Linked DNA regions of Homo sapiens: region 1 is linked to region 2. The links are chromatin contacts, found by Hi-C or POLR2A ChIA-PET in ENCODE. All regions are on one chromosome and are shown on one strand. Each heading gives the region's core, a stretch centred on a gene start or an enhancer-like site at or near the end of the contact. The rest is flanking DNA. Distances are from core to core; before and after follow the strand shown. Region 1 has its middle 29 kb from the start of LINC01247. Region 2 holds the start of RPS7 (ribosomal protein S7).

Region 1 (7,057 bases), core at 1,368-3,867, 2.8 Mb after region 2:
CATGGACAGATTAGAGAAATGGACTATTGCAAACTTTGGGAATCACCGGAATCCTCTTTTAACTACCAGAGCCTCTAAGGAGGCTTATTTCTGAAACTTAGTACCAATTATACATCCTTCAGTCATCACGATTTAGCAACTCTTACAGAAAGAGAACAGAAAAGAAGAAGATGAGTCCAGGCTCAGACAGGTGCACAGAGTCGGTGCTGGGGAGGTGAGGGGGCACCTGATGGCTTTTGTTTTTCTAACGAAATGAGAGGCAATGCCATCTGTGGGCAGCATGTGAGGGGAGTGGTGCAGAGGGGAATTATGGGTGATGAGCTTGAATAGAAAAACAAAGGTCTAAAATAGTTAGTGCAGAGAGTGGGATAATGAGCTTAGTAGAGGAAAACCGGTAGGATTTCTTAGAATTTTTGAGTGAGAATTGAAATTCTTAATTATGAATGTATGAAGATGATATTATACTCTTTTGTCTTTTTCTAAACATTCTATACTGGTGTTCACCTTCACAGATAAAGGCATGAAGACTATATGTGAATCTAACCAAGATTAGTGTTTTGAAAAACAAATGGAAGGAAACAGCAAGCATGCAAGAGAAATGACGGTCTTTCTAAAGGGAAAGTTATTTTCAAAAGATGTAGTAGATTGAACTATTGCTTCTTCATATTCACTCTGCTTTCTTGTAAAAGAATTATATACAGTTGCACCATGCACGGGATTTGTAGTGTCTCCCATTGGAGAAGTATGTATCCTCACCCAGATGACATCAAGCTTGTTTGTGTGACTTGCTTTGGCCAATGGCATGTAAATGAATGTGGCATGTATCACATCTAAGCCAAAGCATTGAGAGTCGTGTTTTGCCAGCCATATCATTTGCTTTTCCACCCTTTGGGAAACGGTTGAGTTTCTACTCACACTGCCTCTGATCCTTTAAGCCAGAAGATCAAAGCTATCTTCATCCAACGTGGAGTAGCTGATAAGGCAAGCTACAGTTGGCCCAGCACTGTTTGGGGTAATAAACGTGAACCTTCTGATTTGCTTTGGGGCTATTGTTATTTCAACTTTGTTTCCACTTACCCAAAACTTCTTATTCCATTAGCCCATCCTAACTCAGTCTTTTACCCTTTGGACTTGATGTTAGTATTTTGTACCTTGCTGCTTGAGCTTGACTCTCGGCTCCAATGAATGCCTCAGGGACTTTTCTGGAAATTTTCCTGGCCTTCTCTTCTTCCAACCTGTCCAGCTATTCCTGCACTGTCTGGACCCACAAGCTCAGAGAAAGGGCAGATTTGAACAGTTCCTGTTCTGAGGAATGCTCAAGGGGGACTGATTGTTCCTGATTGCAAAGGCTACGTAGTAGGTTGTGCCTCCTCCTCAATTTAACTAGACACAGAAGATGATACTCAGGGCCCTTAAGGAGGTCATTCCAATCTGGAGAAGCTGGTTCTAATGAGATCCAGTAGCCAAGAAAGAAACTTGTATCAGCCAATTCAAGTGGCTTCTGCCACAAACGTAGCATAGATTTTCCTTGAAAATCTAGGTGCATTGTTTTCTAAAGGTCTTCTTTTGAGCTCAAGACATTCAGGCTGTACTATTATGCATATAGCTTAGAAATATGATTTTAAAATAAATTAAAGCCTAAATATTGTTGGAGATATGAGAAGTGTTGCAGACTGAGTTGTTATAAAAGATGTTGCAAACAAATTGTATCCTTTGAAGTCCTAACCCCTGATGCGACAGTGTTTGCAGATGGGACCTTGGGGAAATAAGTAGGTTTAGATGAGGTCCTGGGCTCTGGTCCAATGGAAGAAACACCTGAACATTTTCTCTGTGTGTGTGTGTGTGTGTGTGTGTGTGCCTGCATGCACCAAGGATGTCACAAAAAGGTGCCCATCTACAAAACAAGAAGGAGGCCCTGACAGAGAACAAATTGGCTAGCAACTCGATCTTGAATTTCCCAGCCTCTGGAAGTGTGAGAAATAAATTTCTGTTGTTTAAGCCACCCATTGTATAGTATTTTGGTATGGTGACCCAAGCCGACTAACACAAAAGGTAAAAAGAAAAAAATATGTTTTCTATGACAAATCTGACTCAATTTTCAATATTCCCACTTACTAGAATTTTGTGAAAATCTTTTGGTTTACAATATTTCCTATTTAGGAAACAGTATACCTAAGCTCAGTCATATTTTACTGCCTTCATTCATCACCTGTTCTTAATGAAAAAGAAATTTAAGTAAGTGAATGATGAGATGGATCAAATTATTCTCTAGAGCTCTAGAGGGTGTTTCATGCTCCCTAGATGGTTTATAAATTCTTGAACATTTGTATACAAATTGATCAAACATGCAAATCAGTAATCTGGGACTGAAAAGACAGAAATGATCTTGGAAATTGCATTTAGGAAAAAAAATTACAGTATCGTGTTGGTAGACACAAAAGAACTTTGATGAAAGCAGCTGTTAAATTGTTAATTTAACAAAAAGATGGAGCTGATGATTCAAAAATGATCAACTAGGTTGCAGATATTCTGCACTCTGAATAGCATAGGCTGCACAGCATTCAACCCTCTCCTCTGCTGTAATTTGAGGCTGCATTCTATCTGCATTAGCAGAACTGTTAATAAATCACATGAGCAAGAAATGAGGAACTGAAAATCTGCAGGTGTTTGATAATGCCTCAAATATCTTCACCACATGTTTCAGAGGAGTCATGTGAGTTCAGAAACATGACTTGGTGATTACTCACTGTATTGCTCTGGCTGCAGTCTAGCTAACTTCTACGGGATACATTTAAATACAGGTTAGGGTCACTATGATGTTTTCTCCCGTCTAGCCCTCAGGACTGGCTTCGATCCTTTGTGTACAGTAGATATCGGTACCCATTGGTCAACTCATGGTTCCTTTGCCATGGAACATTTTTTTCCTTGACAAATCCAGATTTGTTCTCATTCTGTCCCTCTCTCTCTATCCCACCTCTCTCTCTCTCTCTCTCTCACACACACACACACACACACAAAGATATTTTAACTGTGAATAGAACAGTAAAAGAGAAAAGTTGTGCTTACGTAGTCTCTAGGTTTGATATAAGCGTTATTATCCAAAGGACGATTCTTAGTGTTATAATTGAGAAAGTATGAGCTGAAGTCTGTAACTAAAACATGAACTCAAGGTTTGGCATCTACTAGTAACTGATTGGACACCAAAAATTAAAGGACTTACCAGAACCAGTCTTATAAGGCAGGTATTGTTCTCTATAAGAAATCTGCAGGACAGGGGATGTGACAGCCTTTGAGATGTAAGTCTCAAATTCTGGGAGCCTTTGACATGGCGTCTGATGCATCTTGATATCCTAGAAACAAAGCCTTTAAAAGGGCAGAGGTGAGCTGATCATCAAGCACATGTGATCTGACGTTCAGGACAATATTCTTTATTCTAATTCAAATCAACTCCTTGATTTTATTTTTCTTTCCTTCTTAAATGCTTTTCTTTCTCAAATCAATTTTTAAATAGAGAAAATTCAACCTTGTTCTATAAGTATGTTTCCCAGGTGTGTTTTATTTAATTCTGTGCAAAAGATCAAGGGAAGAAAGAACCCTTGATACTCTCCTGAAAATATAAATATACACTCATTAGCACTTTTGACAAGATGGTTCATACAGTGCTTTCAGCCCAATAAGGAGACATCATTGTAACAGTAGCACAGGGCTCTCCCTGCATTTGTGTAGAAAGGACAATAGCCAAGTAATTAGTTTTAAGAGAAGACTCAAGATTCCACTTGTCCACAGATATTCCCACCAAAAAGTAGGACTTGGCCCAAAACTTTACTCTTAGAAAAAAAAAATATTCTGAGTTACAATAGATTCAGTTAGGAAAAAGTTATTGGCAGAGAACCCTCTGAATTACCTGGAGGTGGAAGGAGGAACCCCCATTCTTACCCCACTAGTCCAGTTTTTCCAACAGAACACATGTATAGACCTCTGCAAGTATTCTCAAGTATATCTGATTCAACTAGCCATTTTCCTGGTGGCATGACATTTATGAAACAGCAGGTGAAAGGCAAACATACACAACTCCAAGAATACCTCATCAGGCAGAGTGATGACTGTGAAGAAGTGAGTAGAGGCCCAGGATTCAGGGGAAATTTTCTTAAGAACAAAATCCAGGCCCTATCACCTACTCTTGTACACTTATCTTCCTAAGCCTCAATTTCGTCATTTGTGTAATGAGAATAAGAATCGCCTTTACCTTACAAAGTGGTTGTGAGAATTAGATCACACATGTCAAGTGCGTATTGCAAAATAAATATCCATCCAAATATTCTCTATGTCTGTCTGTCTGTCTGTCTATCACTATCTATCTGTCTATCTATCTATCTGTCTATCTATCTATCTATCTGTCTATCTATCTATCTATCTATCTATCTATCTATCTATCTATCTATCTATAGTATTTAGGTCTCCCGTAAACAAATGCAAGAATAAGATAGTGACAATCTAGCCTTAAAAAGCAAGGGTTTTATTGAAATCAAAATCATTTTGATTTAACTGAATTATATGACTTTAAAAGTAGCCATATATACATTGGTAGTATTACTAGCATCACTAGAAGAATTACATAAAAATGATAGCAATGATAGTTCCATTTATTTTAGCTACACATATTGCCTCAGATTATTAGATCCAATTTTGAATTCTGTTTACTAAGATATATTTAACAGGTATCTTCATATCTTCATATCTATCTATCTATTACCTGTCTATCTATTTATCTATCTATCTACACACACACATATAGTTATAGATGAATGCTCAGAGAAGAGCAATCTGGATAATTACATTTAAAAGCTAAAAATGAAGAAACTTGCATTAAGGAGAATGGTATAGAAAAAAAATACTCAGAAGCACAATATAATTATCTTCAAATATTTGTTAGACTGACACGAGAAAATGCTTAGGAAAACTGTGAAGGGCTTTATGGAGTAAACAATCTGTTAGAAGCTGAGGAAAGCAGAAATAATCACAAAATTTGAGAACATTTCTAATATTTGGAAATATTCAAGATAATACAAGATGTCTTGCAAAATATGAAACCTGTTTATTCAATAAAAACTTACTAGTTGCATAGTCTACTCAAGGCACCAGTTTAGATATTATAAGGATTCAATAGATCTATACAATATTGTTTCTGTCCTTAATAAGCTAATAATCTTGAAGCCAAAATGGTTACTGGGTAATCATGTGATATAGCAAAGTAGAAAGAATGTGCTACAAGAGTGGAAAGGAAAATGTTGCTGCTCTCCTCATTAAGATGGTGTATTTCTTTCCCTATTCCCAAAAAGAAAAGTCTCTGAAGTTTAGATCAGAATGAAACATTTTAGTTTGGATAGAAAGAGATAAAAGATGAAGTCAGATTTAAGAATAAGACTCAACAATTAACAGGAATAGAAGAAAGATAAGTATTTTCTATCCTACATTGTTCAGTCTGCATTTTCAAAGAATGCCGTTAAAAGGATGTAATTAGGGGTAATGAGGTGCAAAATTTCATGTATAAAAAATGATCTTGTTAAGGGCAGTTTAGGCAGATAGTGCAGCTAAAAAATGAATTTTAACTCTCTACTAACTCTATGCCAATATTATATATCCCTGACTTTTCTCTATATCAAATTCCAGTAGAATTTTTTTAAGTCAGAAATTTAAATGAATCTGGTATACAAATCTCCTTTTGATTAAAATTATTTGAGTTTTTTTTTTCATTTAAAAGTGGGAAAATCTTATCACAGTCTTGAATAATAAAATGCCTTTTGTTCAGCTCTCATTGATTAGTCATCTTCTTACCCACATTGATCAAATTCAGGAGTCTGGACAAAGTGTCTATTACAGAGATGCTTTCCTTCCTAACAGAGGTTAGGAAGGTAGTTGGTCTGAGTACATCTCTGCAGTTGAGTCCCTCTGTTCAGCCTCACCCTCCTTAGCAAAGAGCAGAATATTCAGATGAGGTGGCTGATTCCCAGGCTTTGATAATCCTAGGACCCTTTTTTAAAAATGTATTTCTTAACTCTAATCTCATACATTTGGTCAATGAAAAACTGAATGTTTCAGCACTTAAGGTCAAAATATGTAGTATACGTATCATTTTAGATGTTATAGGAAAGCAAGCAATAGTATAAGCCTGGGTAAGTGGCAAAGGTTTCCAAAATATCTTTAAAAAAATTCTCCTATTAAGTTTGGTATCTATTGTGACAAATCCAATAAAACCCAAGATGATCCTTAGTTTGACATTCATTTGAATACACATTTAATTGAACATTTTCAAGGTGACAAGATTGACCGTGCACTAGAAAAACTCACAGATACTTTCAGACTGTGGGAGAAACTGATGAAGAAGCTCATGGTTCCTCTGCAGTGTGGTGAGTTCTCTCGCAGGTACCATAGAGTGATGTGTCAGAACCCTGATGAGCTTCTCAATCCTGCGGAATGTACAAGGCAAAGCTTTCTGATAGAGATTACTAACTTGAACTAAAAAAGAGTTAGTACAATTTTAACAGTTTTGAAAAAGCCAGAAGGGCAACTCTAGCAACTCCATGATTCCATCATAGGCTGTCACAATTGCTATTTCAGAGTGTGTGTTTGCAAGTCATTGTTTATTCAGATCCGTGTCAACACAAGTGTGTGTTCTTTTCTGCCTTGAAATTTCTTCTTGTTCCAAGTTTCACATTTTTATGGGAATATATAGGTACTTATTGCATTTTAATTTTTGTTAACAATGGAACAACAGAAGGGTAAAAAATGTGGTTCTCTCTGTTCAACTCATCTCTAAGTGTAATGCTGGAGGAGAGAGGATTATGTCATGTGGAAACTAAGGTAGAACAAAAGGTTTCAACAGCAACGTTTCAACCCCGGGAGGGTCTCAGTCTATACTTTTCTCCACCAGGTCCTCCTCTGGTGCAGCATGAGAATGGGAGGAGGAGACATCGTCAGTGTTTCCTCCTGAGTTCGCTTGCCAGGGGCGCCAGCTTTTCACGAATTCAAACAACAATGACATGGACAGGTTTACAGT
Region 2 (7,227 bases), core at 2,546-5,045:
TTCTGTTGGGAATGCTGTGGGAAAACAAGAATTCCCATATGACGCACAGCGCTTTTCTAAGGGAAGGTGGCAATGCGTAACAAAATTACTTATGCCTTTACCTTTTGAGGCTGAGATCCCACTTCTAGAAATTTATCCCAAAGGGGCTGCTCCAAAAGCATCCTAACGCATATGCCTAAGTTTATTTGTGGGGCATTGTTTAAAATTTCAAAATGTTGAGTATGACTCGGATGCAGTCCAAGTGTCTCCACAGAACACGGGCTGGGTGAAAGTGGTCTGACAGCCCAGCGGAGAGCGACGCCGTGGTGAAAAAGCATGAGGGAGGTCTCCTGAACTGACATGGAGGGATTTCCAGGAAATATGTTTAGGCGAACACAAAATGCAAAAATCAAATCCTGCTTTTGTGTAAGAATGAAGGAGAGGTAAGAAAATATACATTCAAGCAAAAAGAAACCCAGGAAGCATGAACCAGAAAGCAAGGTTGGGTGCAGGAGGGAAGGCAGGGGCCGGTGGAGTGTGGCCTTCTCAAGGGAGTGACCTCCTTAGATGGCTTTGACTTTCAGAAGCAGAGTGTTTCACATATTCAAAAGTCAACAAGGGCTGAGCATGGTGGCTCACACCTGTAATCCCAGCACTTCGGGATGCCAGGGTGGGCAGATCACATGAGGTCAGGAGTTCATGTCACCCAGGTTCAAGCGATTCTCCTGCCTCAGCTTCCCGAGTAGCTGGGATTACAGGCGGGTGGCACCACACCTGGCTAATTTTTGTATTTTTAGTAGAGACAGGGTTTCCCTGTGTTGGCCAGGCTTATCTCCTGACCTCAAGTGATCCACTCACCCTGGGTGGATTATCCCAAAGTGCTGGGATTACAGGTGTGAGCCACTGCGGCCCACCTGCATTGTTATTTTGAATGTATTTTCTCATAGTGTCAGATAAAGCAAGTAATTGTATTTTTGTGTTTAGGAAGCAAGGTTTTTATTACAGGAGAAAAGGAGATGCTATGATAGAATCGAGGATTTCAGAAGGAATTGTTCTGTTAGAAGTGGATTGAGAATGTCAATGTGAACTTGTATCTTTTATGAAAAAATTATTTTAAATGCCATCTTTCTAAGTTCTGTCCGCTGAAACGGCTTATGAGGAGCCCCACGATGCCTCCTGCTGCCAAAATTCTGGTCTCCAGTACTATTTTTCCAGAAAAACAAAAACAAAAGTATCAGCACTTCTAGGAGAAAAGGCTCATTCTATGTCTCAGGCAGAAAATTACAAGAGGAGCCTGGAATATCTTGTGCCAGAAAACAAGATGTTCAGACATTCATAGAAATGACAAGACTCGGCTGCTTATCTAAGAGGGGCCCCTCCTGGTCACAACTGAGACAATTTGAGGATCAAAGGAGAATATTGGCTGAGACTGATTGATGTACAGCAAATCTGAAATGTCCCATGTCCATAATGATACATAAAAGAGTTAACAAAGTGTTCTAAAAGTAAGTGGATTGCATAGATGATATTTCTGTTCATTGTCAATCATGTTGGTATTATCGACTCACTTATTGTATGGTTAAATAATAAAGAAGCTAGTACTAGTAAAACCAGGAAAACAATCTAATGTAATGATTAGTAGGCATTTCCTAACATAAAATTAGTAGAATGACCCTCTAAGTTGTGATTATGATCCTGAAACTACCTATTAAAAATACATGTGCAACCTCTATCAACTTCTATCAGGTTCTAGGTTTTAAAAATCACATTTCTTAGGATCTCATGAGGCTCAAAGCTAAAGAGTTAGAAAGGAAAAGCATTTATGTATATTAACAGCACATTAACAGCTAAAAAGAAAAACTCACATAATCATATTAGTTCATAGAAACAATGCATTTGACATACTCCAACATCCATTCATGATTTTATTTTATTTTTTATTTATATATTTTTTTTGAGATGGAGTCTCGCTGTCACCCAGGCTGGAGTGCAATGGCTCGATCTCGGCTCACTGCAGGCTCCGCCCCCGGCGGTTCACGCCATTCTCCTGCCTCAGCCTCCCGAGTAGCTGGGACTACAGGCGCCCGCCACCTCGCCCAGCTAATTTTTTGTATTTTTAGTAGAGACGGGGTTTCACCGTGTTAGCCAGGATGGTCTCGATCTCCTGACCTCGTGATCCACCCGCCTCGGCCTCCCAAAGTGCTGGGATTACAGGCGTGAGCCACCGTGCCCGGCCCATGATTTTAAAAAAACCTCTCAGAAATAGAAACAGAGGGAACTTCCTGAATTTGATTAAAAATACCTGCAAAATCCTAGAGCTAATATTATACTTAATGGTGAAAGACTGAATGGTTTTCCCCTAAGATGGAGAACAAGGCACGGATGTCCTTGCTCACCACTCCTATTCAACAAAGGACTGGAAACCAGAAATAACTTTAATTTTTTTTGTTCTCAAGTGATAGGTTCACAGAGAAAAAGCTTTACTGGATGAACTTTTAGATTACTACTTTTATAGAGCAGCAGAGATAAAAGCCAGGTCGAAAAGTGCATGTGGAGTAAGGAAATGGACCTAGTTCGACAAAAGGGCTCAGAACGACTGCCCAGATGAGATTGTAGACGCAGCTGTAGTTTACTTTCTATCTGGAAGAAACTTCAAGTTATCCTTAATTTTCCAAGGAGACAGTCACTTACCTTTTAAAAAACATTATTAGAGAAGCACCGGGCGGGAGCATATCTAGCATTAAAAATGTGGGATGAATACCATCTCTGCTTGGTAAAGGTGGTTGGGAATCCTGAGAGAGGGCACCTAGTGTGGCTTCTGCATTTTTCACAGTGCCTGGACCACGGCTGAAAGTAACTCTTGCATGACATTTGACAGAAGAGGAAACCGAAGCTCAGATTAAATTCCCTGTCCACAGCGGGATCATTCGGCACGAGTTCCTCCCTGTCTGGAATGCTCTTCCCCAGCAATAGATCCTGCGGCTCTTCCGTGTCTCAGTCTAATGTCATTCCGTTCCAGGATTCCCGACTTCTTAAAGCATAAATAATCCCTCCCCACCCTCTCATTGTACTGTTATGTAAGTTATTACAATATGTCATTATATATTTAGTCATACTGCTTTAGGTAATGTCTTCTCCACTGAACTGTAAGCTCCATGAGGGCAAGAGTTCAGTCGGTTTTACTTAATAATTAGCACCTAGTACAGTACTAGCATAGAATGAAGGCCTCGCAATTTTTTTTAAATTTATTTTTAGACAGGGTCTTGCGCTGTCGCCCAGGCTGGAGTGCAGTGGTGCAACCTCGGCTCACGGCAGCCTCGACCTTTCGGCTCCAGCGATCCTCCCGCGTCGGCCTCCGGGGTAGCTGGGACTGCAGGCGCGCACCACCATGACTGGCTAATTTTTTTTTTTTTTTTTTTGTAGACATGGGGTCTCGCCATGTTGCCCAGGCTGGTTCCTGAGCTCAAGTGATCCTCCTGCCTCGGCCTCCCAAAGTGCTGGGATTACAGGCGTGAGCCTCAGCGCCCAGCCAAGTTAGCCTTTTTTAAACGTCCTGTCTCCGGAGGTTGCCGAAGTTGGTTTTCTTCGGCCTCCTTCTCTCTCCCAGGCCCAGGGCTGGGACGAGGCCGGTTCCCGCCTGCAACCTGCACTGAAGACGGGAACCTTGGGAGCCGGTACCGGAACGCTCGGAAACGGCACCAAAGTACGAATCCTAGGGCGGAAAAGCGTTACCAAGACACTCGTCCCCAGAGCCGCTTCCTGGGACTCTCTAGCCTCCTACCGCTTCTCAGTGATGTTCCGGTTTCCGCCCTCCTCCTCGCGCTGTTTCCGCCTCTTGCCTTCGGACGCCGGATTTTGACGTGCTCTCGCGAGATTTGGGTCTCTTCCTAAGCCGGCGCTCGGCAAGGTAGGTTGGCGGCCTGCTCTCCGACAGAACTTTTCTTCTTGGGTTGAGGAAAACGCCTTTTGGAGTCAGGCCCTGGAGGGGCGAGCCTTGCTCACAGGGTGGGGATACAGCCGATTACCCGCCCTGTGCTTTCCGATGGCTTCTGCGGGGCGAGCGGGGCCTGGCCGGGGGGTGCGGGCGGGAGGGCGAGCCAGCGGCGCCTGCAGCCCGGGCCGCGTAACGCTGACCGCTGTGCCTTCAGTTCTCCCAGGAGAAAGCCATGTTCAGTTCGAGCGCCAAGATCGTGAAGCCCAATGGCGAGAAGCCGGACGAGTTCGAGTCCGGCATCTCCCAGGTGAGAGGGTTTCCCTGGGGTCTGGGGTGGGGGGAGGCGCCCCGCCCGGGAGGGGAGGCGGCCGCGCGTGTGTTGGGCCCGGGGTGCTCGGACGCGCGCTCAGGGTCGGTCCTGCTGTTCGTTGCTTCTTAGGCTCTTCTGGAGCTGGAGATGAACTCGGACCTCAAGGCTCAGCTCAGGGAGCTGAATATTACGGCAGCTAAGGTAAGCTGGCGCTCCCTCGGCTGGGAGGGAGGTTGCGGCGCGTCTCCCCGCGCAGTGCCTGAGAGGGTTGGACCTGGGTTACGGTTGATGATGACTTGCCGCCTGGCCGCCTAACCTGAACTCAGGTTCGGCCGTGTTGTTTGGGAGTGATACCGCCCAGGTGCGGGGAGTGGGGTTGCAGGTACCCTGCGGCTTAAGCTGTCCACATGCGGGCGGTGGAGAAACGTGGAGTAGGGAGGGCCTGGGCCCATTTCGGACCTTATTTGCCCTTACTTAGTTATAGATACGGCAAAGAGCTGTGGGGAGCTCAGGATGAGATTCTCTCTACCCTTAGCCCGGAGTTGCCGCAAGTGGGGGTGCAGAAGTGGTAGTGATTGGCCTCCTGGCCTGAACAGTCTCCCTTCCTGGAATAAGGAAATGTGAAGGTTGGAGAGAGATGAGAACATTTCCGAAGGATGCATTTATGATTAACTCAAAACTAGTATTAGTTTGTAGTGCAGCTACGGTGTTAGTGATAAGGTCTTCTTATCCTCTAATTTGACCACAACGTTTACTTTCTGAAGCAGTTAACACAGTGGATTTTTGTTTTTTTCTTTAGGAAATTGAAGTTGGTGGTGGTCGGAAAGCTATCATAATCTTTGTTCCCGTTCCTCAACTGAAATCTTTCCAGAAAATCCAAGTCCGGCTAGTACGCGAATTGGAGAAAAAGTTCAGTGGGAAGCATGTCGTCTTTATCGCTCAGGTATCTGTTCTACTGTTGCAGCACGTTTCTGTTTGTGAATTTTGCTAAAATTGCTTGTATTTAGACTGCATTGGTAGTTGGAGTCATGAAAACAATCCTTTTATGAATCCAATTGGGTAGAAAGATAAAGTACAGGCAGAGCGCCGTGGCTTAGGCCTGTAATCCCAGCACGGGGAGGTGGAGGCGGGTGGATCACTGTAGAGACCAGCCTGGGCAACATGGTAAGACCCTGTCTACAAAAAATAGAAAAAATAAGTTTTAAAAAGAAAGATAAAGTACGTTCTTTAATTAAGAGTCGAAACAAGAAGTCTGTAAAGTGACAGACTGCTGTGTTTTGAGTTATGAAAATGATTTCCCATATTTAAATTTCCACAAGTCTAGTGGGTTGCTTACATAGATGATCAAACTAAGAAACCTGTTACAGGCCGGGCCCTGTGGCTCACTCCTGTAATCCCAGCACTTTGGGAGGCTGAGGCAGGCGGATCACGAGGTCAGGAGATCGAGACCATCCTGGCTGACACGGTGAAACCCCGTCTGTACTAAAAAATACAAAAAATTAGCTGGGCGTGGTGGTGGGCGCCTGTAGTCCCAGCTACTCGGGAGGCTGAGGCAGGAGAATCGCGTGAACCCGGGAGGTGGAGCTTGCAGTGAGCCGAGATCCCGCCACTGAACTTCAGCCTGGGCGACAGAGCGAGACTCCATCTCAAAAAAAGAAGAAACCTGTTACAGTTCGGATGGGGGATTGGTGCAAACTGAAGTCTATGGGGAATGAAGTGCCAGGATTGATCTGGAATAAAAGTAGTATTCTGGGTCATAGGCATGGGGAAAGGCGTATCTGGGAGATTTTGTCCACTGGCGTATTAGTAGAGGCTGTGGATTCTGAATGATTTATTCAAGAATCAGGAAGTAACTCCATAGAAGGGTTTGCTCAGTCAATTGTTCGTCTAAGTTGTTTAGCCTTCTCGAACTTTGAACTTACCCTGCCATTCTTCTTGCTTTTAAAGCAGTATGGCAGTTACAGCTTTTTGTCAATTTAAAGTCTTTTTTCATTTTGTTACATGATAATTTTTACCTTACAGAGGAGAATTCTGCCTAAGCCAACTCGAAAAAGCCGTACAAAAAATAAGCAAAAGCGTCCCAGGAGGTGAGTATTTTAGTAGTTTCAGAAATGTGTGTACCCCTCTTATTAACAACTCTTAATTTGTTTAAGTTGTAGTTTATGAAAACAGATGTTCAAGTGGGAATTTTTGAGTAGCAGCATTTGGTTTCCTGTATAGTTGCACATGATACGTTTTAGAATTCTAGATGTAAAACATACATGTATTCATGTAGCCATTGTTTGCCTACTAGGTCAGTGCTGTCACAAGATGAGATGATTTCCTCCGATTATTTGTGCACAGGATAGGAATGATGAGAAGGAAATCATTACTTTAATTCTGTGATATAGCATGCTAGACACAGTTGACATGGGCTTGGATTTATCTTTGATTTTTATTTTTGCTGTGGATTGGAGGTAAAAAAATGTAGGTGGATTTTGGTGATAACATCACAGGTTAAAATATCACTGCAGTTGAAGATGCTGATGGAAAATGATTTATGAACTTGATTGACTTACAGGTTATCTGGCATAAACTCAAATATTGGTAGTTGTCTTCTTGAACTAGATCTTTTGGTATTTTGTTAGTCTCTGATTAGTATGTTGTTTTACAAATGTGAACTATTAAATCCCTGTGGACTCTTCCCTAAGGATGAGTTGAAGAAAAAAAAAATCCTAGTGTTGCCTGTGCCCTCTAACATGTTTAATTTGTATTGTTACTCTCAGTGGATGAGGAAACTGATCCAAGGCTGGGATAATTTGCTGATTGCAGCTAGTACTAGTAGTGCTAAGAATGTTTTTTTTTTAACTCGGTCTTGTTCTGAAAACCACTAGAACACAGTGTTGGGAGTCTGGTAATGTGTTATTGTGTCGAGCTGTGGTATGTGGAAAGGTAGGTGCCAGCTTTTCTAGAACTTGAATTCTATGGCTTAGTACTTTGAAAAACTTTTAAAGGCAGAGTGGCA

Evidence for each region. A loop is a pair of places that touch in the nucleus more often than their neighbours do. ChIA-PET counts read pairs that join two places held with the same protein, here RNA polymerase II (POLR2A). Pooled maps may share reads with other maps.
Region 1: a loop to region 2 is called in a pooled map, with 5 times the contacts of the local background. The contact joins the enhancer-like site here to the promoter of RPS7 in region 2. A Hi-C loop is called at or near these places in 1 of 37 single-sample maps with no recorded cell type and 3 of 50 pooled maps. POLR2A ChIA-PET finds 5 or more read pairs at or near these places in 1 of 52 experiments (OCI-LY7).

What each region holds. Positions count from the first base shown.
Region 1 is chr2:6,343,059-6,350,115 of GRCh38, forward strand. No RefSeq gene overlaps it. Among named protein-coding and RNA genes, the nearest start is that of LINC01247, 29 kb to the right of the region's middle. RefSeq lists enhancers at 2,612-2,661, 3,142-3,191. Within about 2 kb of position 2,618, at least 2 of the 41 ENCODE cell types and tissues checked have a DNase peak (open chromatin) inside an H3K27ac peak, as active enhancers do; they include OCI-LY7, where a contact is called at or near this core.
Region 2 is chr2:3,571,465-3,578,691 of GRCh38, forward strand. RPS7 (ribosomal protein S7) reads left to right here and starts at 3,796. Exons shown (of 7, transcript NM_001011.4): 1 at 3,796-3,886; 2 at 4,128-4,220; 3 at 4,353-4,424; 4 at 5,023-5,166; 5 at 6,246-6,310. The coding sequence starts at 4,146. It overlaps LOC124907726 (a long non-coding RNA gene), which reads right to left and starts at 3,645. Exons shown (of 2, transcript XR_007086196.1): 1 at 2,671-3,645. RefSeq lists enhancers at 3,349-3,924, 3,925-4,501 and a silencer at 4,053-4,342.